Regions from separate parts of the Mus musculus genome. Here all the other regions are linked to region 3. A link is a loop called in an ENCODE intact Hi-C map of the cell type or tissue named here. Cell type or tissue: left cerebral cortex. All regions are shown on one strand.

Region 1 (8,000 bases), 39 kb before region 3:
GAAATTCTGAACCTCAAAACTATTGTAACCTTACTGAAACTACACATCCACACCACCCCTTACCAAACCGTCTACACTAGTTCTCACTTAAAGATGCTCATAGGACTTCCACAAGAAAAACATCATGGCTCTTTTAACACCCTCATGACTAACACCATCATGCAACTTCTAACCTTAACACTTGGGCTCATCAAGTATTTTTCCCAATTATAAGCAAGACTTACTATCTCAAGGTTCAAGGTGGTGAGGTCTTTTTAAGAAGAATACAGTCCTCTTGCCTCAGCCTCACAAATCGTGGGATTACAGGAATGTATCAGCGTGCCCAGCACATTTTAAAGCAGGCAGTATAGAAGTTTCAGACTGAAAGTCTAAGTCAGTCCGGCTCTATCTGTCTCTCACATACCAAATTAAAATGGAACAGTTCTTACCTTCATCTCCTTCTGGGGCATATGAAGCTGTAATAATGTCAATATCAGCACAATTCATCACAATTTGATTGGTTGCCTGCCTTACCTAAGAAAAGAAAGACCAATTATTATCAGAAATAGTACAAAATATGTTCACCTTCAACCTGGGCTAATGTTTCATGCACTTTTTTTAAACCTTGATTAATTATTTATACAATGGTAAAAATAAATGAGTTATTTCAATACTTCAAAGCAACTCATATTTTCTAAATTAGATTAAAAGCAATAATACATGTTTACAGTTTTCATACTATTTATCAATATATAAAATCTTCTCTACTTAAGTCTTTATATAAAAATTTTCATTTTATATTGGGGAGTAGACAGATAGCCTGGCCACTAAGTGCAGAAGGGTGGAGTTCAGTTCCCAACATCCCATCCACACCCAGGAAGCTCACATTCGTCAATAACCTCAGCTCCTGGGGGAATCTGTCTCTGGCCTCTGTGGACATGTATGGGTATGCACCTGCACACATACACACACACACACCCCACACACAAAATAAAAATCAAAATAAAATAAAATATAAAAAAGAATGCTTTTTAATGGCTGGAAAAATGGCTCAGTGCTTAAGAGGCACTGACTGCTCTTCCAAAGGACCTGAGTTCAATTTCCAGCAACCACATGGTGGCTCACGACCATCTACCTGCAATGGGATCCAATGTCCTCTTCTGGTGTGTCTGAAGACAGCAACAGTGTACCCATATTCATAAAATAGATGCTTTTAAAAATGCTTTTAAAAACTTCACAACTTAGCATAAAATCTCCTGTACCACCTAGGAATCCTTTGTCCAGTGCATGTAGACAATATATTCTACTTACAACTAGTCAGATAGAAATCCAAGTTATGAGATTAACTGCAGAGATGTACAAGTTCGCATGTCCCAGTAATACTTATTTTATATCCTTAACAAATGACACAAAGATACAAAAATAACATAAAGCAGAGATTAAAACATTAATGATGGAAGAACTAGCTGGGCATGGTGGCACATGCCTTTAATCCCTCCTGCACTCAGGAGGCAGAAGTTGTTCAAGGCCAGCCTGGTCTACAGAATGAGTTCTAGGACAGCCAGGCTACACAGAGAAACCCTGACTCAAAGAAAAGAAAAAATAAGGATGGGGTGGAGGTCGGGGGTGGGGGAAGAAGAATAGAGTAGTTCTTTTTACTGTTGGCAAGATACAAAGGAGAGAGCAAATATGCCCTCATATTTCAGGTATCCACTAGAGGTGTTGGATTTCATCTCCTCAGGAAAACAGGGGCCTACAGAGTAAATATAATGAAATTGCATTTTCTAGAGATAACTACCAACTTAATGCTATGGTCTATCTTTCCTGTATTTGTTCAAACACACAAAGATCTGCAAACTGTTCTTTACATTTTACACAATAATTTCAAGGGTATATATAACTTTCCCAACTAACTTTATTAATTTAACATTGTGTTTTCTGGAAATGGGTTAATGTGATAGATGCAGACCTAACTTACTTATATCAAATGTTATTCACATAGATTTCCTTGTTTATTTTAAAGTCATGATGTCACCATACAGCCTTTGGTATCCTGGAACTCATTACGTAGACCAGGCTGTCCTAGAACTCACAGAAATTCACCTGCTTCAGCCTCCATTGAGATTAAAGGTATACACTGCCACACCTGGCATGATCTTATTAATCTGAACTCCTTTAAAATGTTCCACCCTATAAATAAAGCAGTTATTTATCCAGACTCTTCCTAAAGAAGTTTATTTCCATGTTTAAACCATTGTTCTGTTGCTTGTTTGTATTGCATATAAACAAAACAGTACTACAATAAACATCTTGGTCTAGTGTCTTCTTCTACACATGCACATTTTTTTTTCAGAGAAAGAACCAAAAATGGTAGTCTTTCTGGACTGGAGGATATATATCTCAACAATACCAATACTTTGACAAATTTCCTCCAGAGTGACTCCAACTGACATTCCACTGTACAAAAAAACAAATTCAGTATTTTCTGAACCACTTTAAAATGTCTTAACAAATGAATAGGGCAATGGTGGCACACGCCTTTAGCCCCAGCACTTGGGAAGCAGGTGGATTTCTGAGTTCAAGCCCAGCCTGTTTTATAGAGTGAGTTCTAGGACAGCCAGGGCTACACAAAGAAACCCTGTCTCAAAAAAAAAAAAAAAAAAAAAAAAATCAAAAAAACAAAACAAAAAACAAAACAAAAAAAACCAACCAAACAAACAAACCAAAAAAAACCTAAATTATTTTTTTAAAAAAAGTCTAACAATCTGATGAATATTAAATGTCATTCGATGGTTTAAATTATAATCTCCTGAGTTACTAACACTGATTATTAATCATCTTGTGTTTTCCCCTAAGTGTTTGTTAAAAAGTTTTTTTAAAGATTTATGTATCGATTTTATGTATATGAATACACTGTTCCTGTACAGATAGTTATGATCCATCATGTGGTTGCTGGGAACTGAACTCAGGACCTCTGCTACTCAGCCCCACTCACTCCAGCCCTCCTAAGATTTATTATTATATGTAAGTACACCGTAGCTGTCTTCAGCTACACCAGAAGAGGGCATCAGATCTCATTATGGATGGCTGTGAGCCACCATGTGGTTGCTGGGATTTTAACTCAGGACCTCTGGAAGAGCAGTCAGTGACCATCTCACCAGCCCCTAAACTCTTATTCCTTAAGATCATACAAGGCCCTTTGTTCAAGATCCAAAACACACACACACACACACACACACACACACTTACTTTTTAAAAAACTTCTTACAAATCTTCCTGTTTCAAAACAAAAATGTCATCTAAGTTAATTTTTTTAAAAGTGGCAATATTAATGGAATTCCCATTGTATTTTATCGGAACATACCAATCAGTTCCCAAAACCTTTATGCCCAACTGGTTATGGACAATAAACCTTTTGCCTACTCACAAACTCAATTTAAAAAGGAGGGTGGGAGCCAGGAACAGTAGGCCATACCTGAATTCCAGCCAGCACTCAGAAGACAGATAGACTTTGAGTTCAAGACCTACCAGGGTCACATAACAATACCTTGTCTTAAAAGTTCAAACTGTGGCAAAAGATGGCTCTGTTGGTAGGTTCCTGCTGTCAACCCTAACAAACTGAATCTGATCCCCAGGACCTCTATATACACCATGCCATCCCCAGATCCTCACTAACAAATAAGGAATGGAATGTTTTTTTACAAAATGAAATACAGAAGAAAGAAAGCACGTAACTGGAGATTTGCTCCAAAGAGATATGAGTATTTTTCAAAGTATGAAACTTATGCCAACAAAACAACTGGTTTAGTTGCTGACCTTAATCCTCATCTAGGCAACCATTTGTCATCTATCAACACATACAGTCAATTTTCATGGCAGCCAAGCATTTATCAATGTCAACATACCCGAACCACATTACATTTGCAAATCACATTTAGCTAATTACTACCATAACCACCAAGGTGCTTAAAATGTTTACTTTAGAAAGCACTGTATACAACATCAAATTACCAGTATTTTTTTTCATTCCTCCTATGTTTAGGGAAAATACACCTGTTTATACTAATAAATCAAGCTATTTATACTTAACAGCTTCTTTCTCTTTTCAAGATACTGACATTTTTAGAAGAGTAAAAGAAGTCAGAGGAACAAAAATATGTACCTCAAAAATAGACCTCCACTAAACCTTTTAAATAGTCAGTATTTTTTGCACCTTATTAGAACTGCATTTTAAAAGGCAACCAAACACGGGGATAATCTGTAGAAAGTGGCTGAGTTAGCATTTACTGCCTGGTAAGTAGTAATCACTTAAAAGATATGGTGTAGGGCTGGTGAGATGGCTCAGTGGTTTACAACACTGACTGCTCTTCGAAGGTCCTGAGTTCCGTGCAGTGGTGGCGCACGCCTTTAATCCCAGCACTCGGGAGGCAGAGACAGGTGGATTTCTGAGTTTGAGGCCAGCCTGGTCTACAAAGTGAGTTCCAGGACAGCCAAGACTATACAGAGAAACCCTGACTCGAAAAAACAAAAAACAAACAAAAAAAAAAGCATTTGTTGTTCTTGAGAGGACCTGGTTTGGGTTCCAAGAATCCACCACCATTCATAACTCTAGTTCCAGAAGATCTGAGGTCCTCTCTTGACCTCCATGGGCACCAGGCATACATGTGGTGCACATATACATACACATGCAGTAAGAATACTCATACAGGGCTGGTGAGATGGCTCAGTGGTTAAGAGCACTGACTGCTCTTTCAGAGGTCCTGAGTTCAATTCCCAGCAACCACATGGTGGCTCACAACCATCCGTAACGAAATCTGATGCCATCTTCTGGAGTTTCTGAAGACAGCAACAGTGTAAATATAATAAATAAATAAATATTTTTTAAAAATTAAAAAAATACTCATACACATAAAATAAATAAGTCAAAATAATAAAAATAAGAAACAGGTATTAATTCAAATAAGTTTCCACTAAAACTGTCAATTTCGGGACTGGTGAGATGGCTCAGTGGGTAAGAGCACCCGACTGTTCTTCCGAAGGTTCAGAGTTCAAATCCCAGCAACCACATGGTAGCTCACAACCATCTGTAACAAGATCTGACACCCTCTTCTGGAGTGTCTGAAGACAGCTACAGTGTACTTACATATAATAAATAAATAAATCTTTAAAAAAAAAAACCTGTCAATTTCTAAGTTTAAAAAATGAAATGTAGCCGGGCGTGGTGGCGCACGCCTTTAATCCCAGCACTCGGGAGGCAGAGGCAGGTGGATTTCTGAGTTCGAGACCAGCCTGGTCTACAAAGTGAGCTCCAGGACAGCCAGGACTATACAGAGAAACCCTGTCTCGAAAAACAAAACAAAACAAAACAAAACAAAAAAAAAACCACAACTGTATACATTATTAAAAAAAAAAAAAAAAAGAAATGTGTCAGGTAGTGGTGGCACGTGCCTTCGATCCCAGCACTGTGGAGGCAGAGGCAGTCAAATCTCTGCTGAGTTCAAGACCAGCCTGGTCTACAAAGCAGGTTCCAGGACAGCCAGGGGGTTGTTGGAGGTTCGGAGGGGGAGTCAACAACAAGTGAAATGCTTAAGTTGGCCTATCAATTGTGTTGATAATTAACTAATTTTCAATTCTTCTATGCCATAGAAAGAGTAGAATGTCATTTCTTTGTTTCAGTTCTAGGATTAAGTCTTTGGACTTCTATACAGACTGTACTTCAAATGAAATTCATAAAAATGGCTGTACTAAAGTGGCAACATGGACCTTGGAAACAATTCTACAATCTTCTACAATGGAAGATTCCCAGGCACTGCAGAGGTAGGGAGCCCAATGAGCCTTCTCTGCAATGAAGTGACGGGCTACATCACCAGGCCTTGCTGTGCTAGAAGGATGACATCATACTGTGTTGTAACCACATGCATAATATGTCTTGCATTTACTACAGTAAGACTCAATATTTTTTTCCTGATTGCCTGATAAATTAAAAAATAAAAAATGTAAGTGCTGTAACTACATTCGCAATCATTTGGAAGCTGAATACTTTCCCTAACGAGTGACTCCACTGTTAAAACTTTGCAGTGGTTGTTGCGCTGGTGGAGCAGAACTGTAATTTCTCAAGTCAATGGGAAGCAAACAATCAGTCACTGGGACTGAGCTAAATCTTCTTACAAGCGATGCTGGAAAGAGCAAGTCCAAGGAAAAACCAAGGGAGTACTTTCTCTGTGTGTGTCTCTCTCTCTTTTTTTAAAAATAGTTTCTCTGTGTCGCCTTGACTGTCCTGGAACTCACTCTGAAGACCAGGCTAGCTTTGGACTCACAGAGGTCTGCCTGACTCTGCCCACCCCCCACCCCACCCCCCACCCCACCCCCACCCCCACCAAGTGCTGAGTTTAAAGGCATACCCCACCATTGCCTGGCATCTTTTAAAAAAAAAAAAAAAAAAAGACAGTTTGTTTTTGTGGCTTTTTGTGGCTTAGGCTGGCCTCAAACTTACTATGGTAACCCAGGGACTGGAACTTAAGATCCTGACTCAGGCTGTGGAGATGGCTTAGCGGGTAAGAACATTGACTGCTCTTCCAAGGGCCCTGAGTTAAAACCCAGCAACCACATGACGGTGGCTCACAACCACCCATAATGAGATCTGACGCCCTCTTCTGGCCTGTCTAAAGAGTGCAACCGTGTACTTATGTATTATAAATAAATAAATCTTTGGGCCAGAGAGAGCAGAGCTGACCAGAGCGAGCAGAGGTCCTAAATTCAATTCCCAACAACCACATGAAGGTTCACAACCATCTATCTGTACAGCTACAGTGTACTCACATACATAAAACAAATAAATAAATAAATCTTTTAAAAAAAAAAAAAAAAAAAACGAGGCCAGGTTAATCCTAGCACTCGGGAGGCAGAGGCAGGCGGATTTCTGAGTTCAAGGCCAGCCTGATCTACAAAGGGAGTTCCAGGGCAGTTAGGGCTTTACAGAGAAATCCTGTCTCGAAAAACCAAAAAAAAAAATTTTTTTTTTAAATAAATAAATAAACCACCTGACTCTACCTTCAAAGAGTTAGGACTATATGCATGCACCTCCATCTATCTATCTATCTATTAATCTATCAATCAAAGCCTTGCTGGGCATGGTGGCATATCCTTACTCCCAACACATGAGAGGCAGAGACAGGCACCTCAGAATAAATAAAGAATTTAAATACACAGATTACTGACATGTGTACTCTGTGACTACTTATAAACAGGATGAAGTTAAAACTGTACTATGCCGCATTCTGCACTTATCTCTAGGTGGGTAACAGGAGTTACCTTTGAGCATAGTAAAACAGGAAAATGAATTTCCGTGGTATTCGTTATTATTCTCCCCTTCCCCCCATTTTGAGACAGGGTCTCTCTATGTAGCTCTAGCTATCCTGGAACTTTTCTAAGTGGACCAGGATAGCAGTGAGTTCAGAGATCTGCCTGCCTCTGCCTCCCAAATGCTGGGATTAGAGGTGTATACCAATACCCAGCCTTCCCCCACCCCCCAAGAGTGTGGAGGTTAAGGGGAGCAGGTTTCATGTAGACTAGAAATTCACTAAGCACAGAAAAACAACATTAAACTTCTGATCTCCCCCCCCCCCTTTACCTTCCAAGCACGGAGATTACACTACCCCAGGGTGCTAGGACTCTGTGTGTGCTAGAAAGGTTCTCATCAACTGAGTTGCAACTCCAGCATCTATCTGTGACTTTTTCCAAAAAATAGTATAAACAGTCTAAAGCAATGAGGCAATATACTAAATCTAGGTAAGTCGTTTCTGTATTTCTAAAACATTTCCCGGTTCAAAATAAAAATAAAATCAGATTACAAATGACCAAATAAAACAAAAACTACAGGTTCAAAAGGTGTTCAAAAGTAAATCTCGGGCTGGTGAGATGGCTCAGTGGGTAAGAGCATCCGACTGCTCTTCTGAAGGTCCGAAGTTCAAAGCCCAGCAACCACATGGTGGCTCACAACCACCCATAATGAGATCTGACTC
Region 2 (8,000 bases), 110 kb before region 3:
AGCATCAGCAAAGGCACCGTGCTTCCTGGTTTCCAGATGGAAGATCACGGAGAGACCTGCCAGAGATCCTCTCCTGGCTAGACGTCCTGACGATCATAACCTGCCATCGTATATAGTAACTAAACATCGACTCAGTTAAGCAAACACATTTACAGACTTACGAAATTGAAACACAGAACCTCTTACACCCTATTCTAGGCATTGTTTCTCAGGAGCCAGTTGGGAGACAGGACACTTTAAACTAGCTAGTAAAGCAAGACAGAAAGGCAGCCAGACACGGTGTCTCATCCGTGAACAACAGCATTAGGGAGGCAGGACTGGGATTATCAGCCTGAACTGCCCCGGGTTACATAGTAGCTTAGGTTACGAAGTGAGACCCTTGGGAACAAAAGCAAAACCAAGAGTTAAAAGAGGTGTGGTCTAGGGTCAGAATACAGGTCTCCAAGACAACAATGAAGGAAAATCCCCAGGGTAATAACTCACCAGGCAGAAGGTCTGGAGAGCGAGTCAGGACAGAAGTGATGCACCCAAGCCGGGACAGCTCATCAGGGAAAGGTGCTTGCTGCTCAGTCAGTCTGGGTTCAATCCCTGGAACCCTCACAGAGGAAAGAAAGAACCAGTTTCCTCAAGTTTGTTCCTTGGTGCCCACAAACACACGAGTAAATTTAATAATAAAAAGATATAACATGGCTATTAGAAGAACACACTTAACAGTGAATGAGAGAACAGAGCATTGCAAGCTTTGAGTTTCTTTCTTTCTTTCTTTCTTTCTTTCTTTCTTTCTTTCTTTCTTTCTTTCTTTCTTTTTTTGAGACAGGGTTTCTCTGTGTAGCTCTGGGTATCCTGGAACTCACTCTGTAGACCAGGCTGGCCTCGAAACTCAGAAATCCACCTGTCTCTGCCTCCCAAGTGCTGGGATTACAGGCATGCGCCACCACTGCTAGCAGCTGAGTTTCTTTATGACTCTATACTAGTATATTAAAAACTGGCAACGAGCTTTTGGACCTTGGCTCCAGGATGAGCCCCCGAAGAAGAAGAAGAAGAAGAGAAGAAGAAGAAGAAGAAGAAGAAGAAGAAGAAGAAGAAGAAGAAGAAGAAGAAGAAGAAGAAGAAGAAGAAGAAGAAGAAGAAGAGGAAGAGGAGGAGGAGGAGGAAGTAGAAGAAGAAGAAGAAGAAGAAGAAGAAGAAGAAGAAGAAGAAGAAGAAGAAGAAGAAGAAGAAGAAGAAGAAGAGGAAGAGGAGGAGGAGGAGGAAGTAGAAGAAGAAGAAGAAGAAGAAGAAGAAGAAGAAGAAGAAGAAGAAGAAGAAGAAGAAGAAGAAGAAGAAAAGCTGCGTTACTTCCCAAGCTCTGCCATTCATAGCAAGGTAGTCAGGAATCGATCTCGTGAAGCCCGAAAGGGCACTGCCCCATGACCTCCCCCAGAGCCTGTATAGAGGTGGTTTCATAAGAGCAGAAGGAAAAATACAGTAGAAGATATACTGTATGTTTAAAAAAAAAATAACAAAGAGCCAGGTCTGGTGGCAAGAAATTCTAATCTTAGCACTTGGGAGGCAGAGGCAGGAGGATTTCTGTGAATTCAAGGCCAACCTGGTTTACATAGCAAGCTCCAGACCAATGAAGACTTTATAGTGAGATCCTGTCTCAAACAAACAGACAAAACCTAACAAAGAAACAACATAGTCAGAGACTAGGCTGTCCAGCCGTGCGTAACTTGTTCAGCGACAACCATGAAAACAGTCTGCTGACCTGCGCCTTGGCAGGAGTGCTCCCGCCCCCTGCAGCGCGAATGTCTGCTTCACCTCCAGTTGTGCTGACTGTTCCAGCCGGCAGTTCTCTTTGTCTCGTGTATCCTGGGTTTCTCTTCACTGACCGGGATTCATTTAGTGAATTAACACATTCAACACTTAGACTAAACTGTCAATAAGTCTAGTGTGGTGGCACTTGGGGAGGCTGAGGCAACAAGGTCAGGAACTGCCTGGGCGGGCGACATATCTCAAACATAGAAAAAAGCAGACTGAAAGTGCTAGCATGTGCCTGTGACCCGACCCGCGTTAAGCTCAGGCAGCAGAGAGCCGAGTGTGAGGCCTGCCCCGTGTTCAACACAGGAAGGACACGGCCCACTAGGCTACACAGTGAGACCCTGTCTCAAAAAAAGGGGGAAAAATGTGAGCTGGAGAGATTGCTCAGTGGCAAAGAGGACGAGGACGTACTGCTCCTGTAGATGGGCAGAGTTTAGTTCAGAGTCTTGTAATTCCTGCTCCAGGAAATAACGCCATCTTCTGTTCTCCTCAGGCACCTGCACCCTCCTGTACATACATACACGTAGCATACTTGTTAAGACCCTAAGTTAACCCTCAATAATACAAAAAAGGCGCTGTGTAGGTCAAAGGGGGTGGGGGTGGGGGGATGCAAGTTTGCAGCCTCTATGCTGTGTAGGGCTTTTCCACAGTCAGGGGCCAGGGGCTGGGGCACCTGGGTCTTCTTCTTTTTCCTCAGAGCTGGGAAGAAGCTGCAGAAACAGGGCCTGCAGATGTCAGCATCCATAGATGAACAATGAAATGGCCCAGAGTGAACACTAAGTTCTACACAGTAGAGTAGAGGCTCTAGGGGCTGGTGAGATGGTTCAGTGGGTAAGAGCACCGACTGCTCTTCCAAAGGTACTGAGTTCAAATCCCAGCAACCACATGGTGGCTCACAACCACTCATAATGAGATCTGACGCCCTCTTCTGGTGCGTTTGAAGACAGCGACAGTGAACTTATACTAATAAATAAACCTTTGGCCGGAGCAAGTGGGGTTGACTAGAGCAAGCAGAGGTCCTAAGTTCAATCCCCAACAATCACACGAAGGCTCACAACCATCTGTACAACTAAAGTGTACTCATATACATAAAATAAATAAATCTTTAAAAAAAAAAAAAGAATAGAGGCTCTAGTCTTAAAGCAACCTAAGTCCCAGATCTCTCAGACTTGCCCGGTTAAATGTACTTTTGAGCCATTCTAAGAGTCGACTCACAAAACATTGTCTTTTCCTTAAGATGTCACAAAAGTACTAACGGGAAGGAAGCTTTTTCAGAGGCTGCCTGGACAGGGGACGGGGCAGTTTGGAGGACTAGAACACTTTGGGATAATGGCAGCATGTGTGAGCCGGTAGGTCTTCGGAACACGCTTTGGCTGGAAGAAACCAGGAAGACGGTGGACTCTGGTGGGTCCGCCCCACCGGGTTATGGAAGACGAGGAAAGCTGAGCTTTTCTGGAAGCCAGGTTGCAGAACCGTACTTGAAAAATGCACATGGCCATAAATGGTTGGATCCTGCTCAGAGCAGCTGAGCTCACCCCCTGGGCTTCCGGACCTCACACTGGAAGTTTTCAAGTGAACTGTTTCCAGCCTTACCATCAGATCCCCGGAGGAGCAGCAGGTCATTAGAGCTTCCCATTAGCAGGAGATGTGGACCCCTGGGTGCCACTCCTTTAGATTGCAACGTCACTACTAGTGACTACGGTAGTACTGTTGCTAGAATGCAGTATTATTATTATTATTATTATTATTATTATTATTATTATTATTATTAAGATTTATTTATTTAATGTATATGAGCATCCTGTTGCTGACACACTAGAAGAGAGCATCAGATCTAATTACAGATGGTTGTGAGCCACCATGTGCTTGCTGGGAATTGAACTCATGACCTCTGGAAGAGCAGACAGTGCTCTTAACCACTGAGCCATCTCTCCAGCCCCTAGAGTGCACTATTTTTCAATGAAAAAATTATTTTATTATTTTCCGTGTATGGGCGTTTCACCTGCATGTAGTCTGTACCATGTACACGCAGTACCCCTAGCGGCCAGAAGAGGGCACTGAATTCCCTGAACTGGAGTTTTGCCTGCTTGGAAGCCGCAGTTGGGTGCTAGGAAGCAAACCCTTCCTTCCTGTTTGGAAAATCTTTCAGGTCTTGATTTAACATCACATCCTCAAAATGACTTTTCCTGAGCATTCAGAATCCCCAGTGATGCTCTCAATTGTATGGCATCCAGTGCTTCCCATTCCAAATGGTTAGTGGCGGGGACCAGCGGCAGAACTATTACCTAGCAAAGCCCTAACCCTGCAGGAGAAGAGCACTCACTTGCTGCCCTTTGTCCATGCTAACTCCTCAGCCTCAGGCAGACAGAGGCCACGTCTGCCATGTCTGACATTCTTCTTTAGTGAGTGAAAGCTCAGAGGAGTCGCTGTCTGTTGTCTATACCCCAGGGCTAGGAACTAAGACATCCCAGGCTGGGATTTGAACACCACAGTCCACTTGGGACAGGGGCTTTTCTGACACAATTTCAATGACCATGATATTTAAATGTTTTTTAAATTTATGCATGTGTGGCCCACATGTGCATTCCAGTGCGTGCATGCCTGTGTGCGTATGCACATCTGTGTATTTATGTGTGCCGTATGCATGACAAGGACATTGGGTCCCCTGGAAATAGAGTTGCTGATAGTTCATTCCTATGGGTGTGTACTGGAAACTGAACCTACACAGGACCTCTACAAGCGCAGTATGTGTGCTTTTGGCTGCTGAACTCTTTCTTCAGCCTCTGCGTCAATAACCAGTACTTCCCGTATAGACCAGTCTGGCCCTAAACTCACGGAGATCCACTTGCCTCCATCTCCAAGTGCTAGGATTAAGTGAGGTCTTTTAATCAGTGACTAAAAGGTACATCAGCCACAGCAACTGTCGCGCTGTGAGATTGCACAATGCCATCCTGTCATAGCAACTGGGAAAGGCCAGTGTCATTTGCACTAGATTCCTCCTTCTGTAATACTCACATGCCAGCAAGAAACTGTGATCAGCACACATAAGGCATGGTCGAGGATGGACCACAAATGGCAACTACCCACCTTGCCAGGAGTAGTGGTCTATGCTTTTAATCTCAGCACTCAGGAGGCAGTGGCATGTCCTAGCTATCCATGAGTTCAAGGCCAGCCTGGTCTACACCAAGCTAGTCAGAACTACACAGTGAGACCTTGTCAAAAAAACAAAACAAAACAAAACAAAACAAAAAACCCTTCCCACATTATACCTATCTGAGGTCCTTCCTGTGCCGTGTTCCCCTCATCCCCATCTCTCACGATGAAACTAAGCTCAGGAAGTTGCACCTGACTACAGCTATAGCTTGGCACCGGCATGTTGGTTTTCTGAATTGTTGGGGGAAGGTAATCACTGGATTAATGAAGCCTAAGCACAACTCAGGCTGTGATGTCCCACATTCGGCAAGTGAGCATGAGCTTCTGGGAGCTGCAGTCTCTGCAGTCTAGGATTCTGCAGGCTGTGGTCCTTTTCTTAGCTGGCTGTATCGCTCCCTGCAGAATCTTTGTAAAACACATCCCTACTAGCTTTCTTTTATTTATGTATTTATGTATTTATTTATTTATTACATGTAAGTACACTGTAGCTGTCTTCAGAGACACCAGAAGAGGGCGTCAGATCTCGTTACAGATGGTTGTGAGCCACCATGTGGTTTCTGGGATTTGAATTCTGGACCTTCGGAAGAGCAGTCGGGTGCTCTTACCCACTGAGCCATCTCACCAGCCCCCCCTACATAGCTTTCTAATCCGGTTAATGTTGATTTGAGCCAGAAGTTGTAGTTGAGGATGCTGTTGACAGGGGGGAAGTAGGGAGGTAAGAGTGGGAGTGGTCAGTCTGCACTGTGTGAAATTGTCTAAAAACCAATTTGGATAAATAGAACTGCACACTCAGGCAGCATTAGAAGAGCTGGTCTCAGTTACAGTACAGTTGACATCTCCAATGACAAGGACTCTGACAGGAACCACTTAGAACCAACGAAGCAAGATGCATTCCACCTCACTTGTCACAGGTAGGAGTTACACCAAACTGACACCTAACAGGAAGACGGCTGGCTGCAATACAGGACCAGCGACTCTAGCAGAGGCAGTGCGCTTCTCCAGATGTGACTGCCAAGCACACCATTATGGGCAGCATGTGAAGAGCTGGGGACATCAACGATGGCCAGGCTGTGGCATACCAGAGTGCACAGGGGACAGGAAAAGGGGGCACAGCCTATCTCTATCCCTACAAACACTTGAAACGTTTAAACTAGTGTGGACAGAATAATCAGGATGGGTGTGAGGTGCCTGCCCAGGATCCTGGGACTTGAGAGGAAGACCCAAAAGAATAAGGAGTTCTAGGCTTGTCTGGCTGGTCTTGCCTACATAAGTACCTGTTCTAAAAAAAAGAAGGAGGAAGAGAGCGAAGGAAGGGAGGGAGGAAGGGAGGAAGGGAAAAAGAAGAAAAAGAAAGACAAAGGGCTGGAAGACTATCTTCTAAATTTACCTGTTAAACAAGGCTATTCCATGAACACCTTTAATCCCAGCACTTGGGAGGCAGAGGCAGACAAATCTAGTTCCAGGATAGCCAGGGTTACACAGAGAAAACATGTCTCAAAGGGGAAAAAAAACCTCAAACAGCCCAAAACTGTTCCTGAGAGATGAGCTTATTAAAAAAATTCTCCCTCAGGCTGGAGAGATGGCTCAGCAGTTAAGAGCACTGATTGCTCTTCCAGAGGTCCTGAGTTCAATTCCCAGCAGCCACATGGTGGCTCACAAACATCTGTAATGGGATCTGATGCCCTCTTGTGTGTCTGAAGACAGCTACAGTGTACTCACATATATAAAATAAATAAAACTTTAAAAAGAAAAAGAAATTCTCCCTCTGTCCCTCCCTCCCTCCTTCCCTCCTTCCTTCCCTTCTAGTCTCTGAGATTGCACCCAAATCTTTTTGCATGCTAGGCAAGTACTTTACCACTGAGCTATATCTCCACTCTCATTCCCTCTTTCTGAGAAAAAGTATATAGCTCAGTCTAGCCTGAAACAGAGACTTGTTCTGCCGCTATATTCCCAGTCTAGAGTGCACTGCCGTGCTCAGTGCCCCACCCCCACCCCTTTTTTGGAAGCGGAGTCTTGGATCCCACAAGGTTGAAGCTGAAGTTTTAATCTTCTCCACCGCCCTTCAGTGTGCTGGGATTTAAGCATGTGCCAACACACCATTTATGGGGTATTAGGGATTGAATTCAAGACTTTGTGCAAAATAGGCAAGCACTCTACCAATGAGCCACACATCCCCCAACCTTTCCATGCCTCGAACTCCCCATTTCCCCCAACCCATACTCCCTAGCCTGTTGTTTGAGATGCAGTGTAGAGCTCAGGCCGTTCTAAAACTCTTGGGTCAAGTAATTCTCCTGCTGAAATCTCCTATATATGATGTCACACCTGGTTTCCTGCCACCCCCAAAATTAGGAAAATAAAATAAACATATATCATTATTATTTATACAGTAGATTGAACCCAGAACTTTTTCATGCTAAGCCAATTCTCTACCACCAAGCCCTGTCTCACAGTTCAAACATAAAATAGTTTTGAATGGGCAGCTGTTCTTATAATATAATGTTCCCAGATGAATTGTTAAAGAAACGAGGGAAAGAAAAACAGTTATGGGTCTGGAGAGACGGCTCAGTGGGTAAGAGCACCCGACTGCTCTTCCGAAGGTCCGAAGTTCAAATCCCAGCAACCACATGGTGGCTCACAACCATCCGTAACGAGATCTGACGCCCTCTTCTGGAGTGTCTGAAGACAGCTACAGTGTACTTACATATAATAAATAAATAAATAAATCTAAAAAAAAAAAATAATAATAATAAAAAAAAAGAGGTCCTGAGTTCAAATCCTAGTAACCGCATGGTGGCTCATAACCATCTGTAATGGAGCCCAACAACCTCTTCTGGTGTGTCTGAAAACAGCAACAGTGTACTCATATACATACAATAAATAAATATATCTTTAAAAAAGAAAAACAGTTGTGGAACAATTTTCTATCATACATCAAAAGTACACTTAGAGATATCAGGTAGACTAAAGGGTGTCCAGTCGGTCAATCCCTTGGAGCCAGGCAGTAGTGGTCCAGGCATTTAATCCCTGTACTCTGGAGGGAGGCAGGT
Region 3 (8,000 bases):
TTAACCGCTGAGCCATCTCTCCAGCCCTTACTTCTAATTTTTATTTACTAAAATTTATTTGTTTGTTTGGTTGGTTTTTGAGACAGGGTTTCTCTGTGTAGCCCCCTGGTTGTCCTGAAACTCACTTTGTAGACCAGGCTGGCCTCGAACTCAGAAGTCCCCCTGCCTCTGCCTCCCAAGTGCTGGGATTAAAGGTGTGCGCCACCATGCCCGGTCTGCCCGGTGCTTTGATTTTTAACTGTGAGTTGTGTGTGCGTGTGTGTCTGTGTGTGATATGTAATATATGTATGTGCACATGAGTGCAGTGCCCATGGAGGTAAGAAGATGGTGTCAGATCCTCTAGAGCTGGAGTTGCAGGCAGTGGAGAGCCACCTGACCTGGGTGCTGGGAACCAAACTCAGGTCCTCTGCAAGGTTTCAAGTGTTCCTACGGATACATCATTTCTCCAGTACCTGTGTGAATTTTTGTTGTTGTTGTTGTTGAATTTTGAGACAGGATTTCTCTGTATAACAGAGCCCTGGCTGTCCTGGATTTACACTGTAGCCCACTGGCCTCAAGTTCACAGAGATCTGACTGTCTCTACCTCCCAAGTGCTGAGATTAAAGACATACACCACCTGACCAACCTGGTGTGATATTTTGGACATTTGTTTACAATCTTGCCAAATTATCTTGACAGATTAGAACAAAATGCCAAACTAAAGAAGATGAAATTTAACTGGCATAAAATCAAGACATTTATGGCAGGGTTTTTTGTTGTTGTTATTGGTGGTGGTGGTGGTTTTGGGTTTTGCTTTGTTTTTGTTTTTGTTTTTAAATCAGTTGCACAGGAAGGAGCTGGACAAGCTTGACAACATTTTGGGTGAAAAGATTCAGATGTCAACAAACTCAATTCAGTTGCCACTCCAGAATGTAAAGGAGAGAGAGAGAGAGAGAAAGAGAGACAGAGAGAGACAGAGAGGGAGAGAGGGAGAGAGATCACAATCTCGCTGTGCCTTTCGATGACCAGTGAGAAGGCTAGGGTGGTTCCATGCCAGGCTTCAAACTGGCAGTTAAGGGACTAGGCCTAAATCTCCGTTCCCAAGAACTGGGCAATTCCAGGCAAGTCTAGGCCTCAGAAGCTGCCCCACCACCTGGCCTGAGGCAAGGACAATGGGTCAGCAGCAGTTTCCAGACTTCCTCAGCAACAGTTTCCAGACCTCCCCACTCTACACTCCACTGTAATGGAATGTCAGTAGAGATGGAGGCCTTGTCTCAAAAAAATGAATGAGTAGTTGGTCATGGTAGTCATGCCTGTGATCCCAGCAACACTGAAGAAGACACAGGGAAGAAAAATGAAAAATGAAAGATGAATTAAGGAACAAGAAATTCCATTAAAGGGTCAGAGCATAAAGAGGCACAGCAATGCTCGGCCGTGTCCCCAGACTTTGATTTTGTTTTCAGGCCATGAATGAGGTTTAGGGTTCCGGCTTCATGATTTTCTTCTGTCTATGGCTTCCTCGCCGCTCCACCCCATTAGGCAGCCCTTCTGGAAACTCTGAAACTCTTTCTTCCAGATTGGAAAGCTCTGGGAAGGACGTCCTGGCTTGTGCGCAGTGACTCCACTCCCTCTGCCAAAGGATAATGCTAAAATTGACTTTCTTGGAAACCAGTTAACGCCTTTGGGAAGCTCAGCCCTAGTTTAAGAGAGCCTGAAACTTTAAATAATGGGAAGGTAAGAAAATAATTCTCAAGCCAAGCAAAGTGGTGCACACCTTTAATCTCAGAACTCTATGCAGAGGCAGGGGGATCTCTGAATTTGACATCAGCCTTGTCTACAGGCAAGTTCCAAGGACAGGCAGGACTACATAAACCCTACCTTGAAATTACCAAAACAAAACAAAATTAAAAAGAAAAAAAAAAGAAAGAAAAGAAAATACCAAAACCAAAACAACGACAAAAAGAAAAACAAAACAAAAAATTAAGAAAAAAAAAAAGGGAAAAAAGGGCTGGTGAGATGGCTCAGTGGTTAAGAGCACTGACTGCTCTTCCAAAGGTCCTGAGTTCAAATCCCAGCAACCACATGGTGGCTCACAACCATCCGTAACGAAATCTGATGCCCTCTTCTGGAGTGTCTGAAGACAGCTACAGTGCACTTACATATAATAAATAAATAAATTTTTTAAAAAAAGGGAAAAAAGGGGCTGGAGAGATGGCTCGGTGGTTAAGAGCACTGACTGCTCTTCCGAAGGTCCTGAGTTCGAATCCCAGCAACCACATGGTGGCTCACAACCATCCGTAATGAGATCTGACACCCTCTTCTGGTGCTTCTGAAGACAGCTACAGTGTACTTACATATAATAAATAAATCTTAAAAAAAAAAAAGTCCCTATTATTTATTAAAAAAAAAAAAAAAAAAAAAAGGGAAAAAAAGAACATGATTCTTAGCATTCATGGTACAAGAATCCAACCTCCAGTCTCCTAAAATGTCACCTCAGCATGGCAGACTGCCACACCAGTCTTCCTGCATCTAAGTGTTTTTGACAACCTGCCTAGGAGGAATTACATGTCTAGCTCACATTTTACACAGGACAAATAGCAAAATGGACATATTGAGTTGGGAGGCATAAGACAATTGGTTTTCTATTGAATCTACAGAAGTTAATTTGGCAACAGAAGAAAGAACATTTTTATAACGTCCTGAAAGCCAGAATATCAGTATGGTCTGTGAGTAAGTCAGTAAAGGAAAAGAATGTAGTTTAGAGTTGGGTTGGGAGACCTGAGTTATGTGCCTAGATAGGGCCCTGAGTCACTGTGTTATTTCCTGGTCCCATTTTCCCCTCCCCCTTCTTCTGCACAACTTCTTACAACTTCTTTTATATATATATATATATATATATTTTAAATAAAGTTAAGCATGATTGTTTAAAGCAATCTGAAAAATACCAAGTCCTAAATGTAGCAATATAGGAAGGGCTTGTTCGTTTTAAAGCCACTAGTACAAAGTTTAAGTTTGTTGGGGTCCCCCAGATGGGAATTAAATGAGTAGGTAATATGTCTCAGCTTCTCTGGGTGTTTCCTGTCTGAGCTGACACAGCCATGTAGCTAACCCAGAACCCGGGAGAGATACTTGGAGAGATATAACTGAGGAGCACCCAGCTAGGGCAGAGAATGAGTCAGGGCTCAAGGACTCGATACCAACTTCTCCCACTCCTGCCAGGAAAATTCTGGGGTGAGACAGCAAAGGCAGGAGCCAAAGGGGGCGGGCCTGTCAGCTGCCTACCCTGGGGCCTCTCTCTGCCTTGTGGTTTCACCCCGGGCTGCCCTGCGGCTGTAACGTGTCTACTGACACGCAAGCCCTGGACACTCTGTCCCTTCCCCTTTCCCAAACCTTCACTAGTTCAAGAATCTCCAGAAGGGAATGGAGGAGAGAAGAAGAGGGACAGGGAAAGCCAGAGCTAGGCAGATATGTGGCAGCTCAGCAATCACAAGGCGGAATTAAAGAGGGTTTTCACCGGGGCGTGAGTAGGAAGTAGACATTTAACTCACCTCCATGAAAACCAAGATAAAAGACAGAGGAGCAACATGTTTAGGCGCTGTGGTGCTGAGATGTGGCTGAAGGACAAGACGGAACAACCAGCGGCATTGGCGTGCAAAACTGTAAGGCTGAAGAAAATGGCAAAGGACCACACTTCTGTATGGAGGGACTCCAGGCTCCTGCGAGCCCATCTACTGTAACACTAACATTCCCTGTCCGCAGCAAGTCTCAAAACTTTCCTCTAGCACGGAAATAACGCAGTCATCCGTGCTATACAGTCACGGGATACATAACGCTATCACTCCGTGTGAAGTCGAATTTTGCAATCCCCATTTCACCAAACTGTGAAATGGGCCACCGCAGGTTTAAGTAATTTGCTCACAGAATTTGGAAATCATACAGCATGGTCCGCATCAGTCGCCAGAACCCCCCGTTGGAGTCCATCAGACCAAACTGCACTGAATAGAGAGAGCTCTGTGCTTCCCAAAGCAGAGATTTACAAGTCCGGACTTGCTCGGGTTTGGCGATCTAAGATCCCAGCGCAGCCCTGGTACCCTCTAGTGGAAGCTTTCAGCATTAGCGTACATCCATCTGCTGGAGAGCATCTCAAAAGAAGGCGCGCATTTGGTTGCAGGGAGGTGGGGGGTGGGAGGGTGTCTGTTGAGTGTGGGGATGGGGTGCAGGTTAGAGACAGTCAAGCGCCTGACTGACTTGGACTCACACGAGGCCCACTAGAGTCAGCTGGTCCACCCTCCTGGGCCTTTGTTCATTAGGCATAGAAGGAGATCCATATCACTTGGGAATCTGGACTTTTAAGATTCATGAGAAAGCCCCCAACCCCCCCCCCCCTTTTTTTTCTACTGAGGACAGGTTAGTGATCAGAAATGCAAAGTGACTTATCTAAGGCCACAGAACAAGCAGAAGCCAGCGATAGTGGGGCCGTTTCCTTTGTCCCCAAAGAAGAGCTCCCCCCTCCCCTTGTTATTTTTTATTTGCTAATAAGCTGGCTTTATCCATGACTTGAGAGCATATGAAGACATAAAACTTGTAAACAGGAGCAGGGACAGTTTTTACCTTCATCTGCCCACAAGCCATGAACCTTTCCGCTCTTGCGCCTATTACTGCCAAACCCGAAGGCTCTGCCTTTCCAGCCTTCGGACCCTGGGGAGGGAAGGAACTCCCAGACTCAGGAATCCCGTGCCTAAAGCCCTTCAGGGCCTGGCTGGAGTCTCCTCCTCTCTTCCCAGCACTGAGGCTTCGATTTATTTCTCTTTCCCTCTCCCTCCCCCTACAAGTAATCCCTGCGAGTGGAAGTGGGTTAGAAAGAGATTACTCTCGTCCAAGGGCTTTGCCCTCTCCTCCCTAAACACGCTGTGCGCAGGGTGGGGTGGGGTGGGGTGGAGGTAGAGAGTCACAAACAGCCTGAAATTCCCTTTTAGGATGATTGCTTAATTTAGCCAGCTGGGAGAAAGTGGAGCAAGGAGAGGCTAGGGATTAATTCTAGACCTCTCCAGCAGTACGGGCTTCTTTCTGAGCCAGGGTGAAGAAGATCGATCTGTCCCTGAACATGCCTTCGGAATGAGGAATCTAGGGCAAGCACAGAGGCAAAGGCTCAGTCCCCAGCAGCGAAGGAGAGTGGAAAGATAAAGCAGAAAGAAAGGCAGCTTCCAGAAGTTCTGCAGCAGCGCTAACTGAAGGAATCACTCTGAGCCATGGAAACTTCCTGTGTTCCTGTGGCTAAGCGTTAGCCCAGAGGAGAACTGAAGAACTGCGGGTTAGGTTTCCGTGAGGAGCCAGCTCATATCTGGAAATTTCTTGTTTAGGGGCACTGCACCGGGGTGGTCTCTAGATCAAGGTTGTCTCTCTTCTGTGTCCAACACAAGGGCAGCCGCACTTCTCAGCATCCTACCAGGCTCCTTGTAAAAATCTCAAATATCAGCAGGCTTGGAAGCTGGAGCCATAACTAACCAGGGTGGAACGAACGCATTTGATTTTTAATGAATTAATAATTCTGTAATTTTGAGTGTGGAATTACCACCTTTGTATAGATGAGAATCAGGTGTGGCCAAGATGCCCTGTCAAGAACTATCAAATCGGGGGCTGGTGAGATGGCTCAGTGGGTAAGAGCACCCGACTGCTCTTCCAAAGGTCCAAAGTTCAAATCCCAGCAACCACATGGTGGCTCACAACCACCCGTAATGAGATCTGATGCCCTCTTCTGGAGTGTCTGAAGACAGCTACAGTGTACTTACATATAATAAATAAATAAATCTTTAAAAAAAAAAAAAAAAGAACTATCAAATCCCTAAGCACTCGTGAGACCCACGGGGAGTTGGCCTGGGTGACAAAGAAGCCTTCCTAATGTTGTTAGCTAAAATTAGTGGAGCGTATCAGCTAGGAAGTCGCCATTCTTGTTTCCTCTGTGGCACCTGTTTGGATAATTCCCATCTCTTTGTGCTCTTCATATGTCAGGGAAGGACAAATTTCTCAAGCAGTAATTACCTGTAATAATCATCTTATTTATAATCAGATTCTTCCAGCGCTCCGGGGAAATGTTCTTGTCGAAATCAGCTGTGTTCTTCTAGATGTAGGTCACTCAGAGACATTTCAGAACTTCCCATTTAAAAAATAAAACCTGAGCTGGGCTGTGATGGGACACGCTTTTAATCCCAGGAGGCAGAGGCAGGCAGGCCTTCTCTGGGTTTGAGGCCAGCCTGGACTACTTGAGTGAGTTCCAAAACAAGTGAGGACTACACAGAGAAACCCTGCCTCAAAAGAAAACCCCAAAAAGCAAAAAGCAAAATGTATGTGTGTGATGTGTGTGTATATGTATGTTTTATGTGTATGTGATATGTGTATGTGTGTGAGTAACACACACATCATTGTGCAAACATGCCTATGTGCCTATGTCCATGAGTGCTCCTGCAGAGGTCAGAGCAAGACTTCAGAGTCTTTCTTTATTGCTCTCAAAAATATTATCTGTGGTGGCACATGCCTTTAATCCCAGCACTCGGGAGGTAGAGGCAGGTGGAGATCTCTGAGTTCGTAGGCCAGCCTGGTCTTCAAAGTGAGTTCCAGGACAGCCAGGGCTACACAGAGAAACCCTGACTCGAAAAACCAAAAACAAACAAACAAACAAACAAACCAAACAAAACAAAACAAAAAAATTGTCTTGAGACAAGTCTCTTCCTAATCCAAAAGTTTGTCCTTTTGCTTAGACTGGCTGGCCATCAAACTCTCCAGATATCCACTTTTCAGTGTTGACATAGACACAAATTTCAGATACACCCAACTTTCTTTTTTTTTTTTTTTTCTTTTTTTTTTTAAGATTTATTTATTTATTTATTATATGTAAGTACACTGTAGCTGTCTTCAGACACTCCAGAAGAGGGCATCAGATCTTGTTATGGATGGTTGTGAGCCACCATGTGGTTGCTGGGATTTGAACTCCGGACCTTTGGAAGAGCAGTCGGGTGCTCTTACCCACTGAGCCATCTCACCAGCCCTTTTTTTTTTTTTTTTTTTTTTTTATTTATTTATTTTTTTTTATTTATTTTTTACACACCCAACTTTCATATAGCTATATATTTAATTTAATATGTATGGTTTTCGTGCATATATGCCTGTATGCATAGTGCATACTAGGTGCATTCCTAGTGGCTGCAGAGGTCAGAGGAGGGCATCAGATCCCCTGGAGCTCCAGTTATAATGTGAGTGAGCCTCCAATGGAGAGGAGAGACAGAGGGGAGGGGGAAGAGAAAGAGGGCTTGGCTTGCGGGGGTGGGGGGGAGCCAAAATGTCTGGATTATTATATAATGAAGAGCCTCTGAGTGATAGGAAGTCCAGCCCCTGGGCTGGAAATTTCAGCATAGAGGGTAGGACATGCCAGCCATGCCCTGTAACAGGTAAGGACTAAGGGATGCTGGGAGAACCTGGAGCCCAGGTCTGCTTTGGCATATTAAATATCCAACTTAGCCTCTTGTCGTGAGTCTGAACCCCCCCCCAATATATATATATATATATATGTGTGTGTGTGTGTGTGTGTGTTGTATGTTTGTGTGTATACATATACATACATGTACACACACACACCCTGCTGCTAACAAGGACTCCTATTCTTTAGGTTCAATTTAAAAGTCTTACTAGGCCGGGCGTGGTGGTGCACACCTTCAATCCCAGCACTCAGGAGGCAGAGGCAGGCAGATTTCTGAGTTCGAGGCCAACCTGGTCTACAAAGTGAGTTCCAGGACAGCCAGGTCTATACAGAGAAACCCTGTCTGGAAAAAACAAAACAAAACAAACAAACAAACAAAAGTCTCACTAGGAAAAATGGGAAAGAAAAGTCTGCCTTATAGGATTTCCTTTTCACTGTTGTTTAAGAGATTTTTAAATGTGTGTGGATGCTTAGCTGCCTATCTTTATGTGTACCATGTGTGTAATGCCCTCAAAGTCCAGAAGAGGGCATCAGATCCCCTAGAATTGGA

The links. Peaks named below come from ENCODE experiments on the same cell type or tissue, not always from the same donor. Only the 100,000 strongest peaks of a DNase experiment are listed, where the experiment ranks them.
Region 1: a loop joins it to region 3, with 1.9 times the contacts of the local background. A loop is called at or near these places in 18 of 42 quality-filtered maps.
Region 2: a loop joins it to region 3, with 3 times the contacts of the local background. A loop is called at or near these places in 17 of 42 quality-filtered maps.

The regions. Positions count from the first base shown.
Region 1 is chr11:97,267,167-97,275,166 of GRCm38, forward strand. It overlaps Npepps (aminopeptidase puromycin sensitive), which reads right to left. Exons shown (of 23, transcript NM_008942.3): 2 at 429-513. Among named protein-coding and RNA genes, the nearest start is that of Npepps, 9.4 kb to the right of the region's middle. In left cerebral cortex, CTCF peaks have their summits at 3,032 (motif pointing right) and 6,649 (motif pointing left); no DNase peak of the experiment used is centred here.
Region 2 is chr11:97,194,952-97,202,951 of GRCm38, forward strand. No RefSeq gene overlaps it. Among named protein-coding and RNA genes, the nearest start is that of Kpnb1, 11 kb to the left of the region's middle. In left cerebral cortex, CTCF peaks have their summits at 3,832 (motif pointing right) and 5,452 (motif pointing right); a DNase peak (open chromatin) is centred at 3,845.
Region 3 is chr11:97,306,309-97,314,308 of GRCm38, forward strand. It overlaps Gm31005 (a long non-coding RNA gene), which reads right to left and starts at 4,797. Exons shown (of 4, transcript XR_389002.3): 1 at 4,591-4,797; 2 at 3,528-3,644. In left cerebral cortex, CTCF peaks have their summits at 4,066 (motif pointing left), 5,271 and 7,953 (motif pointing right); DNase peaks (open chromatin) are centred at 3,258, 4,050, 5,185 and 7,975; H3K4me3 peaks cover 1,171 bases; H3K27ac peaks cover 1,699 bases.